2 separate regions of the Homo sapiens genome follow, and region 1 is linked to region 2. Evidence: read pairs that join two places in POLR2A ChIA-PET (ENCODE). Cell type or tissue: PC-3. All regions are shown on one strand. Each heading gives the region's core, and the rest is flanking DNA. Links, peaks and the distances in the headings are about the cores only. Region 1 has its middle 34 kb from the start of TPM1. Region 2 holds the start of USP3 (ubiquitin specific peptidase 3).

Evidence for each region. Peaks named below come from ENCODE experiments on the same cell type or tissue, not always from the same donor. Only the 100,000 strongest peaks of a DNase experiment are listed, where the experiment ranks them.
Region 1: POLR2A ChIA-PET joins it to region 2 with 13 read pairs; 3 of 35 experiments call an interaction of 5 or more read pairs at or near these places.

Annotation. Positions count from the first base shown.
Region 1 is chr15:63,007,746-63,010,549 of GRCh38, reverse strand. No RefSeq gene overlaps it. Among named protein-coding and RNA genes, the nearest start is that of TPM1, 34 kb to the left of the region's middle. In PC-3, for the core only: no CTCF peak of the experiment used is centred there; no DNase peak of the experiment used is centred there.
Region 2 is chr15:63,502,032-63,504,835 of GRCh38, reverse strand. USP3 (ubiquitin specific peptidase 3) reads right to left here and starts at 243. Exons shown (of 15, transcript NM_006537.4): 1 at 6-243. The coding sequence starts at 96. RefSeq lists a silencer at 312-651 and enhancers at 377-1,169, 1,642-1,691, 1,170-1,963. In PC-3, for the core only: no CTCF peak of the experiment used is centred there; DNase peaks (open chromatin) are centred at 345, 935, 1,455 and 2,545; H3K4me3 peaks cover 1,650 bases; H3K27ac peaks cover 2,387 bases.

The DNA of each region.
Region 1 (2,804 bases), core at 40-2,539, 490 kb after region 2:
CACCCAGGTCAATAAACCTTCACCAGCACTTCACTGGAGAAAGCCTACGTTTCCTCAATTTGCTCTGCACTCCTCCACCTTCCTCAGTTGGCCATGTCATTTTGCAGGGTAGCATTTGGTTTTTTGCCTCCTCTGCCTGGGGCCTGTTGACGCTAATAGTCCTGAATGGCAGCTGCCTTAATTAATCAAGGAAGGACAAGTCACTATCTTAGGGGATGAGAGAGTTGATGATCCTTTTGGAAATGAGAGGTATACTTCGGCTACTTGGTGAGCACAGGCTTTAGCCCTGCTTGGTGGGGTGGGGTAGGGAAGGCTTACCTAAAGAAGTGGCGCTTGAACTAAAGTAGATTTCACATTCCTGGAGAATGTGGGGCTTGTGCGATGGGGTAGGTGAAGTCATAGGATAAACCTGTGTTTATCATAGCCACCATAGGATAAATCTGGTGCCTCTCTTGAGAGCATTGGTTTGTTAAGATGGTAAGTAGTTAAAAACATTATTAAAAAAAATAAAACAAACATGACAGTATTATGTAAAGGAGTACAAACTTTGGATGAATTTTAAAATTAAAACAAGAGACTGCAAAGACATTTTTCCCACATGACAGACTCCTCACGCTATGGCCCCAAACCCCACGGGCACCTATTCGCTCTCCTCCAACATTCAAAGTCCTCTGGTGGAAAATTTTGAAGATCCCTGAGCTAAAGGTTTTTGAGATAGCAATAGCAACTAATTGAACAGAGAGTGGGGAGGAAGTAGCTAGGGCATTCCAGAAAGTGGAATTCAGTAGGAAAGAGCAAGGGCTTGGATTAGATTCCTCGGGTTTGAATTTCTGCTCTGCCACGTCTTGGCTGTGTGACCTTGAGTAGGTTACATAACTGTTCTGTGCTTGTTTCCTACAGATGTCAGCTGGGAATAGTAATAGTACCCATGTAACAGGTTGTTCCAAAGATGAAATTAGCAGCATGTGTAGCGCTTGAAACAATGTTAGGGCTTTTTGCTCTTTCCAGTTCTCCTAAGTAGAGGGACTAGCAATAGCAAAGACCTGGGCCTGGGCAGGCATGCTCAAGAAACAGACAGCTCTTCCACATGGTCGGGCATGGTGTGTGTGTGGAGAGAGGTGGTAGAGGCCGGGGAGCTTTCCAGCCTCATCTGCAAGGAGACCAACTGTGTAGCACACTCACCTGCCCCTGGCGACTCAGTTCCCCTGGCAGGGTCTTCCTGTGCAATGGGGGTGGGCTGGGGGCTTGCTCATCTCCAAAATCCCTTCTGGTACCCATAGCCTGCATTTTATTTCATCTTTTCTCCATCTCTTCTCTCTGAACACTTACACAGGATTTTCAGATCCCCATAGTTTAGAGACTAAATGCGGTTTTGTGTGGCTCACCAGTTACCCCGCGAATTTGTCTTTCCATTTCCAAACAACTAAATTATATACAAGTTATTTGATTTTTTAAAGGGGGGCGAAAGGGCATCAACACTTTTAGCTAAGGTGAATAGCTAATCCAGTTTTATAAAGTTATTTTTAAAAATAAATCTTGCCAATTTCATAGCAAGTTTATGGCATGATGCAAGTTTATCCTGCAGACTTTATGGTCTATGGAATCAGAGAGATTTGGTTGAAATCCTGGCCCACTGATTGCCACAACTGGGCAACCTGTTTCTTCTTTTAACTCAGTTTCCTCATCTCTAAAATGGGCTGGTGATAATTGTACCTACTTTATAGGATTATCGAGACAATTAAATGACACAAACCAGATCCAATCATGAGAGGATGGGATAACTGTCGTTTGCCCCTCTGACCTTGTAGTGGGGGACAGGGGTGAGTCCAGCACCTTCTCTTCTGGGCACTGTTCGCAGGCTGCGTCCCTTGACCCCATCTCAGCTCCTGTCACACTGCCCTCTCCACATACCTGTCTTTGTCTCCCACCTTTTATCCTTCAGCCCAGGAGGTAATGGCTGGCACTATCCACCCTGGGCTACCGCATGCGCCTATGGGGTTTCCCCACACTACCCACACCTTTGTAAATAGTTCCTTTATTCAACTCTCCTCAAATTACCTGATATGACTATTCAACTTGCTCCCTGACTGATATATACTTAGTATACTATATATACTTAGATACATACTATTACTATATGTACTTAGATATATACTATTACTAAGTATATGTCAGTCAGGGAGCAAGTTAAACACTCAGGTAATTTGAGGAGAGTTGAATAAAGGAACTGATATACACTAAGTATATCAGTTAGGGATATATGAGCATGTGATACATCAAACTGGTATACTGAGCATCTACTATGGGCCAAGTATTATACTAAGTATATAAGGGCCTGACTGATATACTTAGCATAATACTCGGCCCATAGTACATGCTCAATAAATGGAACTATTATTAATATGTAGAAGAGAAAACTCCATGCCTTTTTAAAGGAATGTCTGGGCATATTTATTGAACAACATTCATTGACTCAACAGATATTGAGTTCAAAGTCCCATTGAGTCAATATCAAAATCGTATGTTATTTATTAGGTTTTTTCCCATTTATTATGCAGCACCTTCATGTGGCATGAGCAACATGGAGATGAACCTCTTGCTATTGGTTTCAGCGGGGGAGGGAGCTCACTGGGGTTTCCTCTGTCATGACAGCTGACAAGCAAACTCATCAGTCACCTGTTGCCCGACTAATCAGTTAGAGCTCTTACCTAGAACTGAGCAGTCAGTCACGATCAGGAAAAGTGAATTCTACTCACCGGGTTCTCTCTGGGGAGGACACAGGCGCAGAGGGGTGAGCGGCCCTG
Region 2 (2,804 bases), core at 203-2,702:
CTCACCGCTGCAGCACCAGGACGACGGGGAGCCGTTGGGGAACTTGGCTGAGTCCGGAGCAATGCAGACGCTGGAGCTCAGGTGTGGACACTCCATGGCCACGAGGAGGGCAGCTGGGAGGACTGCGGCTCCAGGACCCGGCGAGGTGGGGGCGGAGGAACTCCGGAGGCTCCGTCTGGTGTCGCTTCTAGCCGGGCGCTCGGCCGACGGCGGCTGCGTCTCGAGCCCTTGCGTCAAAGAAAGCACGGGCTTCCGGACGCCGGGTTTTCTCGCCCGCCGTCTCCCGGCGCCCCGCTCCGTAGAACGTGTAACTCCGAGATCCGGGTTCTGCAGCCACCCCTAGACTGGAGGCTTCCGCCTTTCCAGGCCGGCCCCTCCCCGCCCCGCCCCCGGGTCCGCCCCCGCCCAGCCCGCGGGGTGGGGTCCCGGCGAGCTCCAGCTGGTGGCGCAGAGTCCGGCTGTGTTCCGAAGTGACTTTCCTAGTCACGCCGCTTCCCCGGCCCCGGGAAGGGTGGGGCGCCGAGCAGGGCACCCCGGGCCGTCCGCGGCGTTTCCTGCGGTGGGCGGAGGATACTGAACCTATGTGGTGCGGACTACTCGGTGGCTTCGTGGTAAAAATCCGGCCGCTCCGCAAAGTGTAAAGAAGAACTTTAAAACCTCTCGGGCAGACAGGCACCGTGGCCCTCATTTTATACACGAAGAAACAAGCTGGGGAGGCCAAGGGCCTGGCCCCGGGGGAGGCGGGCAGCGGGTTTCATGGGTGCCAGGGCAGTCCCGCCCGACTTAGCGTTAGGCTCCTTGCGGCAGGTGCGATCCGTAGCCCTTTCTAGGTTCTGAACACGTGGCGTTAGCCAGCCACCTAGATGCTGCGTGGGTGGGCCCGCAGGGGCGCCCATGAACCCACGTTCAAATCCTGTCACTGTGACTCACCATCTGCGTTACCTCCAGCACATCGTAGGACTTTCAAGCCAGGAAGTTCAAGTGAGATAAACGTAGCCTGGGATTGCTGGGCAAGCTAAACTCCCCATTACCAGGCGATAAGAAGGGAAGGGATCTAGCATTTGTTAGATACCTAAGGTCTCCCAGCCAGGCACTTCCCATACCGCATTTAAGCCTCGCAACACCCTACCAGCTGTTACCATCCCCTTTTTACCGCAGGGGGAAACCGAGTCTGTAACTTGTTGATCTGTATGGAGATTGGATCCCTGACCCTCTGACCTCTTTTTAGTGAGGGATTAGAGAAGAGGGCAAGCCTCAAGGGGCCGCTTGGGCCGGCATACCCTGGATCGAGCCTGCGATCTCACTGGGGCACTTGAGGACGTCCGGGGCTATTACAAATATTGCTTCCAAGTTGGGGCTCCTTGTAAAACCCGGCGAAGGAGCCTCGGGGCCAGAAGGCGAGCAGGAGGAGGGGGAAGACTGATGTGGCAATCCTGCGGCCAGAGCGAGAGGAGGAAGGAAGGTCAGGAAATGATTAACCGGGCCGGGCAGTGGTTAGAGCCGGGCACCTCCCCGCAATGCAGTCCTAGAGCAGCCAGGGACGCCCCGTCAATCACTTCTTACTCCTCCCTACCTCCCACGCCACAAGTCGGCCTCTTCCGCATAGACCTCTGCCTAATGGTATCCACCCACCGGGGGCACCTCTGCTCATCCTTTCCCCAGAAGTATTTCTGGGTCCTCAAAGATCTGTCCTTTTCCAAGTGGTATTTGCTGTTAGAGCAAGCCTCGGCCTGGGATTTTTATGGCAGTGATGCGTTGTGGAAAGTGCGTCTGCCTAGGAAGGCAGGCCGGCATGCTTTCAAATCTTAGCTCTGCTGCCTACTTGACGGCCAGGCTTAGCAAGCGTCTCTAGCCGTTCCAAGCCTTTTCTAGATCTGTAAAACTGGAAGAAGAATACTTGTCTCGCAAGGAACATGTGAGAATTCATGAAAATTGCCACCACATACTAGGTGGCCAATAAATTATAACTTTGTATTTGTTTTTACTGACACTAGATGAGAGCTGCTTCCCTGGGAAGCGGGAGGAGGAGAAACAATAATATCTGCCCTTGGCTCAAGTTCTTCCACCCATCTCTCCATGTCAACCTATTTGTCTTTAAGGCCTTGCTCCACCAACCTTCTGTTTCCTCCGGACACCCACCCCCACTTAGCATCCATAACCCCTTGTTCGGCCCTGGAGCATGACCTCACTCAGGCCATGCTTCATACTGGTATGTAATATTTCTTCACCCTCTCAGAGACTCCGTTTCCTAATCCCCTAGACTTCAGTTTAAACATCACTTCCTGAGGGAGTCTTTCCCGACCCTTTCCCACCCGCAGGGTACCTCCCAGTGTGTGATGTCCTTGTCTGCCCCAACACCGGCTTTTAAAAACACTTAAAACAAAAAACAAAACAAAAAAAAAAACAGTGTCTCCTATATTGCCCAGGCTGGTCTCGAAATCCTGGGCTCAAGAGATCCTCCCGCCTAGGCCTCCCAAAGTGCTAGGATTACGGGCATGAGTCACCGCGCCCGGCCTAAAAACACTCTTCATGCGTGTAATTATTTGTTTAATGTCTCTCTTCCTCTTGTTTGTCCATAAGGTAGCAAACAAGTCTGTCTGGTTTTCTGCTTTATTTCTAACATGCAATGTAGAACATGGAGGATGTCTGATAAGTAAGTGAATACATGACATGAACGGGTGAGTGTGCGGTATGTTAGCCATGTCTACCATGGGCAAGAGCCTAGCAGGTGGCCCAATATTTGCCAATATTTGACCCCTAGAGATGATCTCTAAATTTCCTTTCAGTTCTAGCTTTATGATTTT